Linked DNA regions of Homo sapiens: region 2 is linked to region 1. A link is a loop called in an ENCODE intact Hi-C map of the cell type or tissue named here. Cell type or tissue: endothelial cell of umbilical vein. All regions are shown on one strand. Each heading gives the region's core, and the rest is flanking DNA. Links, peaks and the distances in the headings are about the cores only. Region 1 has its middle 60 kb from the start of ZNF621. Region 2 has its middle 280 kb from the start of CTNNB1.

Region 1 (2,912 bases), core at 305-2,804:
AGAAAAGCAGACTTCTCCAGGCAATTGTTTCCTGACCCCTACTACAAACTCTTTGACTTGGAAGGGAGTTGAGCAAACCTCAAATCCACCCCAGATTGTGAAGACAAGGACAAGCGCAGATGGTGGATGGGACTCCCCAGGGTCTCCCAGGGAGTTCATGGCAGTCAGACTAGAAATGGATACCTCTTCTCCTCGTTTCTCTTCTGTTGTTCAGAACTAAAGCTTAAGCGGGTGGGGCTGAATCGTAAAGGCTTCTGTGAATGTTGGTAATAGAGGGTGAAATGATGCTGCAGGAGGGGAAGGGAAGGACAAAAGTCAGCAAAAAGCCAGGTATTGAGACAGCCATCACCTGAGGATCTGCCTCCCAATGGGCAAGTCTGCCCCTCAAAGACTATGAGGCAGTGATGATACTGACCCCTGAACTCCAGGACCCCATTGTTCTTCAAAGGAAGATGCAAGGCTGGCCCCTCCCCCAGCTGCTGAAGACCATGCTGAGGGGCCCAAGGGAAGAGGAGGCCAGTGGCTGAGCATTGTAGAGCAGTGGGTAGGGAGGGACCTTTGGTCTGCACCAACAATGTGACTGTAACGCTCACTTGCACAAGTGTGACTCAATTCATGCTCTCATGAAACTGTGCTTTAGGCATGAAGCTGGGGGCCTATTTTGAGACATCAGCTGCACAAACTTTAACCTGTGGCTTTATACTGAGAGAGGTAGTGTAGGGCTTGCAGCCTCTGGTCCCAGGAGAAGATAAAGGAGACTCGAGCAGTTGTCAGAACCTATGGTGCTCTCTCTCTCTCTCGTTACCTCTCGCTCTCTCTTGCTCTCTGTCTCCATTTGTTGCCACAGACCACCGGGCTCAGATGAGAGTCTCTCAACAGATGCAGGGAAGAGAGCAGCTGTTCACGGCAGTGGCCCTCCTAGTGCTTTGAGACTCCTCACAGCCCCACAAGGTTCCTTTGGGCCCTCTCAGAAGTCTGGCCACCCAGCATGAAAATCTCCCAAGTCAGAGCCTCAAGTTTTAAAGAAAGAAATTTACAGATGTGCAAAGAGAAAAGAAAAGGGGCTGTTTGGTCCCTAGCAGAGGACCGATTTTATTGGGAATTGTTTGACCAAGGAAACATGAACCAAACATACCACCAAGGAAAACATACTGCCAAGGAAAAATGAACCAAACATACCACCAGCACCCTAGAAACAGACTTTTTTTAATCTTCGTATCAACAAGATTTCGGCCTTCAATCATCTCAAATTAAATGGAACCTAAGCAGCAGGAGTTACTGTAGTTACGTAGGGGAAAGACAGGAGACAGGGGAAAAAAAAAGCTTTGCATCACGTGACTTTTATGCTGCAGAAACTTAATGAGAAACACACCACATTTCCAGAACCCTCTTTCTAGTCAGGGCTCCCGCTGAGATAAAAGGTCACAAGAAGAGAAGGAGGGAGAGGGAGGGAGCGCCGGCGTGGAGCAGGGAGGCACTTTTACTGCAAAGTCGGGCCCAAATTTCATACAAGCTGCTATCGGGTCTGATAGTCTAGACTGATTATCTTCTTTGAATGCCAGATGTGAAGGGCTTGTATAAAAGAACTGCAAACATTACCCATTTAAAAACAAATCGACCCAAGCTGCATTCACTGCGCAAAGGAGAACTTTCCATCCCAGACTCTGCAGAGAGAGCCAAGCAGCCGGGCCAGGAGACCTGGCCTAGGCGGTGCGTCCCGCTGCTGCCCCCTGCAGGCCATGAGCCTCAGGCTGGCCAGAAAGCAAGCCAAGTCCGGGGGCCAATGGCTCAGCCAGGCCTCTGCTCATCAGTGGAGACTTTTTCTGTCCATCCAGCTCAGGGTGGCAGGAGAATGCTCCTCTACAAGGTGCCAGGCTATAGCTGGAAGACTGAGCTGGGCCTGGGCCTCAGCGTTACACATTGTCCCGTTCAACCATTAACCCTGCAAGGTAGAGACGTCAATCCCTTTCACAGGTGAAAAATTGAGAAGTTAAGAGATTTACCCATTGGATGCAACTGGCTTATCCAGTTTTGGTATTGGACACTGGTGCTCCTTCCATGGCCCTATGTGCGGTTGGCCATCAACACCAAGATCCTCTCCTCAGGGAAGATGGAATGATAGAACTGCAGCTCCAGTACCCAAACTGGACCATACCAGCCCAGAAGACACCCGGCCCATAGGGCCAAGCTAGGAGTAGGGCGGCAGGAGGTATCTTCCCATCCCTCAAGCTGGGTGTGGTCCTGGATCAGGGGTCTTTACCCCTGCTGGGCAGTTAGGAGAGGCTTCTTGATCCCAGGCCCCTGCAGAGTACCAGGCCCTGAGCCAGGGCTCAGGAAAATTTGTAGAGCGAGAAACATCCTGATCACACTATGGCCTCTGGAATCTCCTGATGGCCCTGCATTTCTCCACCAGCCCTGGCCGCTTTGGGTTGTGTCTCCGCACACAGGGACTGACTCTGTAAACACCATGCCAACATAACCTCTGACCAGGCACTTCCCATTTGGCCGCAGCTACAACTCAGTGCCAGACACTCAGGATCAGTGACCTTCAGAGGGGGCTGGGCATGCAAGGGCCTTCCAAGTGATCTGTGTTTAATCTAGTGTGAAGGACCTCCAGCCTTGCTGCTACAGGCAAGGCCAGCGCTCATCTGGGCCCTCTGGCCTGCCTAGTCCTGGCTGTCACAGGAACGACCAGACACTCCTGAGGGCGTTTGGTTTTCTGCCAGCGTTGTTAGTTTAAGACTCTGTAGTGTACCTTTGGGTTTTCCTTCCTTTTCTGAACCCTCCTAAGTGGCCCACTTACCTCTCAAGCAAGGCAAAGCTGCTTTGCTGTCTTCCACCTCTGGAGTTTTTTTTGTTTTTTGTTTTTTGTTTTTAAGACAGAATCTCATTCTGTCACCCAGGCTGGAGTG
Region 2 (2,912 bases), core at 187-2,686, 340 kb before region 1:
ACTTCACTCAGCTAATTTTTTGTATTTTTGAATAGAGACAGGGTTTCACCATGTTGGGCAGGCTGGTCTTGAACTCTTGACCTCAGGTAATCTGCCCTCCTCGGCCTCCCAAAGTGCTAGGATTACAGGCGTGAGCCACCACGCCTGGCCCATCCCTGTTTTTGGTGTGGCTATGGGAGGTGCTGGCAGGAAACTGCAGGATGAGGGGAACATTAGGTTGGGAGGTTACCCCTCTGCTCCCTCTCTGCCAAACCACACACGAATGCTGTGGTCCTTCCCCAAAGGCCACAGCTCTCGTGCAGGTAGTCGCACCCTCCCTTTGCCACCTCAGGACTGGGGGAGCTAAGTGCTCCCCACAGCCATTGGCCCCAGGTGCTTCCCTGCTTCCTATTGTCTTCCTAACCCTGTCCTTATCTTCAAAAATTATCCTTTTGTCAGTGAAAAGAGTCAAACCCTGTAATATACTTTAGAGGTTTATTGTGCATCAAATATTAGTGACCAAGGCCTGACCCTGTCCTTATCTATTGTCTTCCTATTGTCTTCCTAACCCTGTCCTTATCTTCAAAAATTATCCTTTTGTCAGTGAAAAGAGTCAAACCCTGTAATATATTTTAGAGGTTTATTGTGCATCAAATATTAGTGACCAAGGCCTGAGGCACAGTCTGAAGAGGCCCTGAGTAGGTGCCCAGGCTGTTGGGCCACAGCTTGGTTTTATACATTTTAGGGAGACATGATCAATACATATGGGGTATGCATTGGTTTGGTTCAAAAGGCGGGACAACTCTAAGTTGGGCGGGGTGAGCTTACAGGTCATAGGTGGATTCAAAGAGTTTCTGGCTGACAATTGGTTGAAAGAATTGTTATTATGATCTAAAGTCCTGGAATCAACAGAAAGGAGTGTCAGGTTCAAGATAAGGGATTGTGGAGACTGCGGTTCTTGTTATGTACATGAAGCCTCATGCGTGGCTGCCCTTAGAGACTCTAGTTGACAAGTGTTTGCTATTCAGATCTCTAAAAGATGTTGGACTCTCAGTTAATCTCTTCAGGACTGGGAGAGACTGGAAGGGGAAAAGATCTAGTTATAGTAATAGATATTCTTTACAGATGCAATCCCCTTGCCCCACCTACCGCCACTGAACAGCTATGCAGGCCATTTAAAAATATGACAAAGAAACATATTCAGGGATAAATTATTTTGATTTCCTTCGTTTTTCTGTCTGGCATGTGGTATTGTGCCAGAGTCAACATTGGAAAGCAGGCCACATTATATAGGGTTAAATGAAACTCCTCTGATGAGATTTTATGGTTTGTAGGGTATGACTCTCCAGTCCCCTTAGATAGGAATTTGGGCAAGAGAAGAAAAAGATCAGAGTTTAGTCCTCACTTTATTACATTCTACATTTGAGGGTGCTCTCCTTCTCCTTTCTGCCTGATAATTGAGTAAGTATATTTCACAATTAAAAAAAAAAAAAAAAACAGCAACAACAAAAAACCCCAAACCAAAATACAGTTTGAAAACTCTCAGGACCTTTGGCCAGCTGTGGCCTGGGCACCACTGTGTCTTTGCCATTTCATCTTTTTAAACTCCCCATTAGTAGGGTTGTGGGAGAGGAAATTGGAGGAATTTGTACCAAGTAAGGTGATCAGGCAATTAATTTATGGCCTATGCATACAGATTTCTGGAACATGTAATATTCCCATCAAGAATATTCTGTCTCACTGTAGCCACAAGTATTCTCATGTACTAGTGCCAAGCTCACAAGTTCCATACACCTCTCCCTGTAATGAAAGATTCTTAAGAGAGGTGCCGTACCCAGACCATTTCTGGGAAACTGGGCACACAGATTTCAGCACCTAGAAAAGTACTGGGCATATCACGGGCACTCAATAGTTATTTGTAGATTAATGAATATATTCTGGGATATATCTACAACCCACTATGGTTGGCATGTGAGGTGGAGTCAGAGACCTCGAGCTTCCCCAGTGCAAACTGTGCCCCTTGTCTCCACGTCTTTGTGTGCAGGACTCATCTGTAGAATCAAAGTATCAATCTTTGGTAGATACTGGCAGAAGCATCCAATTGGGTTTCTGATTTTAAATAGTCTTTTCTAAGGGAATATGCCATGCATTCTTGGGGTTACCATTGCATTGCAAACCCCCAATTCTAGCTTCTGAACTGACTAAAAGAAAAAAGAATGAGGGGACTTTAAATCTCTGCACCTAACTCTACTAGCTCACAGCTGAAAAACCTTGATCACAAGTTGCCCACAGGATGACTCACACTGAAATGAGAGCCTTTTCCCTGCACCATGTGTTTTTGTAATGCTAATTGAATGTGAGGGAACTACCTAAGGACAAGGCTAGCTTTTCAGGTGAAGTCTTTGGTTAGTCTGGCCTGGTAATGACGAACTAGCAGTTCTTAGGACCAACCCTCAATGCAGGAGGCTACTTTGTTCATGTGGTTTGGCTCCCTAAACTAATGAAACTGCTGGCAGAGAAAGGGGAAGAAAGGCCTGAACCCACGAGCAAAAACTAGATGTGGTCCAACCCTGCTCAGTGATGTTTGGGTTTTACAGATTAATTCTGCAGCTATTAAAAATTATCATGATCAAAATTCCCACAGGATAAACAGGACTTTACTACTGAGCATTTGAAAGTCTCTAGGCCTGAATCCCCTTCCTTCTCCAACTGAAGCTCGTCTTTATGGGTACTTTTGTAACAAGACTTCTTAAGAACATATATACTATATTTTAAGCAGAACAAACTGTGGTCAACCAAGAGCCTTGGGAAAGCTACCCTCTACCTACCCTCTACCTACCCTCTACCATTTTCCTCAGCTTGCTAGAATCAGCAGAAGGACCTTCCTAGTCAGGTGTGACAGCCTCATTCTAGCAAGCTTGATTGGTACTAGA

The links. Peaks named below come from ENCODE experiments on the same cell type or tissue, not always from the same donor. Only the 100,000 strongest peaks of a DNase experiment are listed, where the experiment ranks them.
Region 2: a loop joins it to region 1, with 11 times the contacts of the local background. A loop is called at or near these places in 3 of 110 quality-filtered maps.

What each region holds. Positions count from the first base shown.
Region 1 is chr3:40,583,542-40,586,453 of GRCh38, reverse strand. No RefSeq gene overlaps it. Among named protein-coding and RNA genes, the nearest start is that of ZNF621, 60 kb to the right of the region's middle. RefSeq lists an enhancer at 1,996-2,496. In endothelial cell of umbilical vein, for the core only: a CTCF peak has its summit at 1,736 (motif pointing left); a DNase peak (open chromatin) is centred at 1,713.
Region 2 is chr3:40,919,685-40,922,596 of GRCh38, reverse strand. No RefSeq gene overlaps it. Among named protein-coding and RNA genes, the nearest start is that of CTNNB1, 280 kb to the left of the region's middle. RefSeq lists an enhancer at 2,081-2,630. In endothelial cell of umbilical vein, for the core only: a CTCF peak has its summit at 1,164; a DNase peak (open chromatin) is centred at 1,176.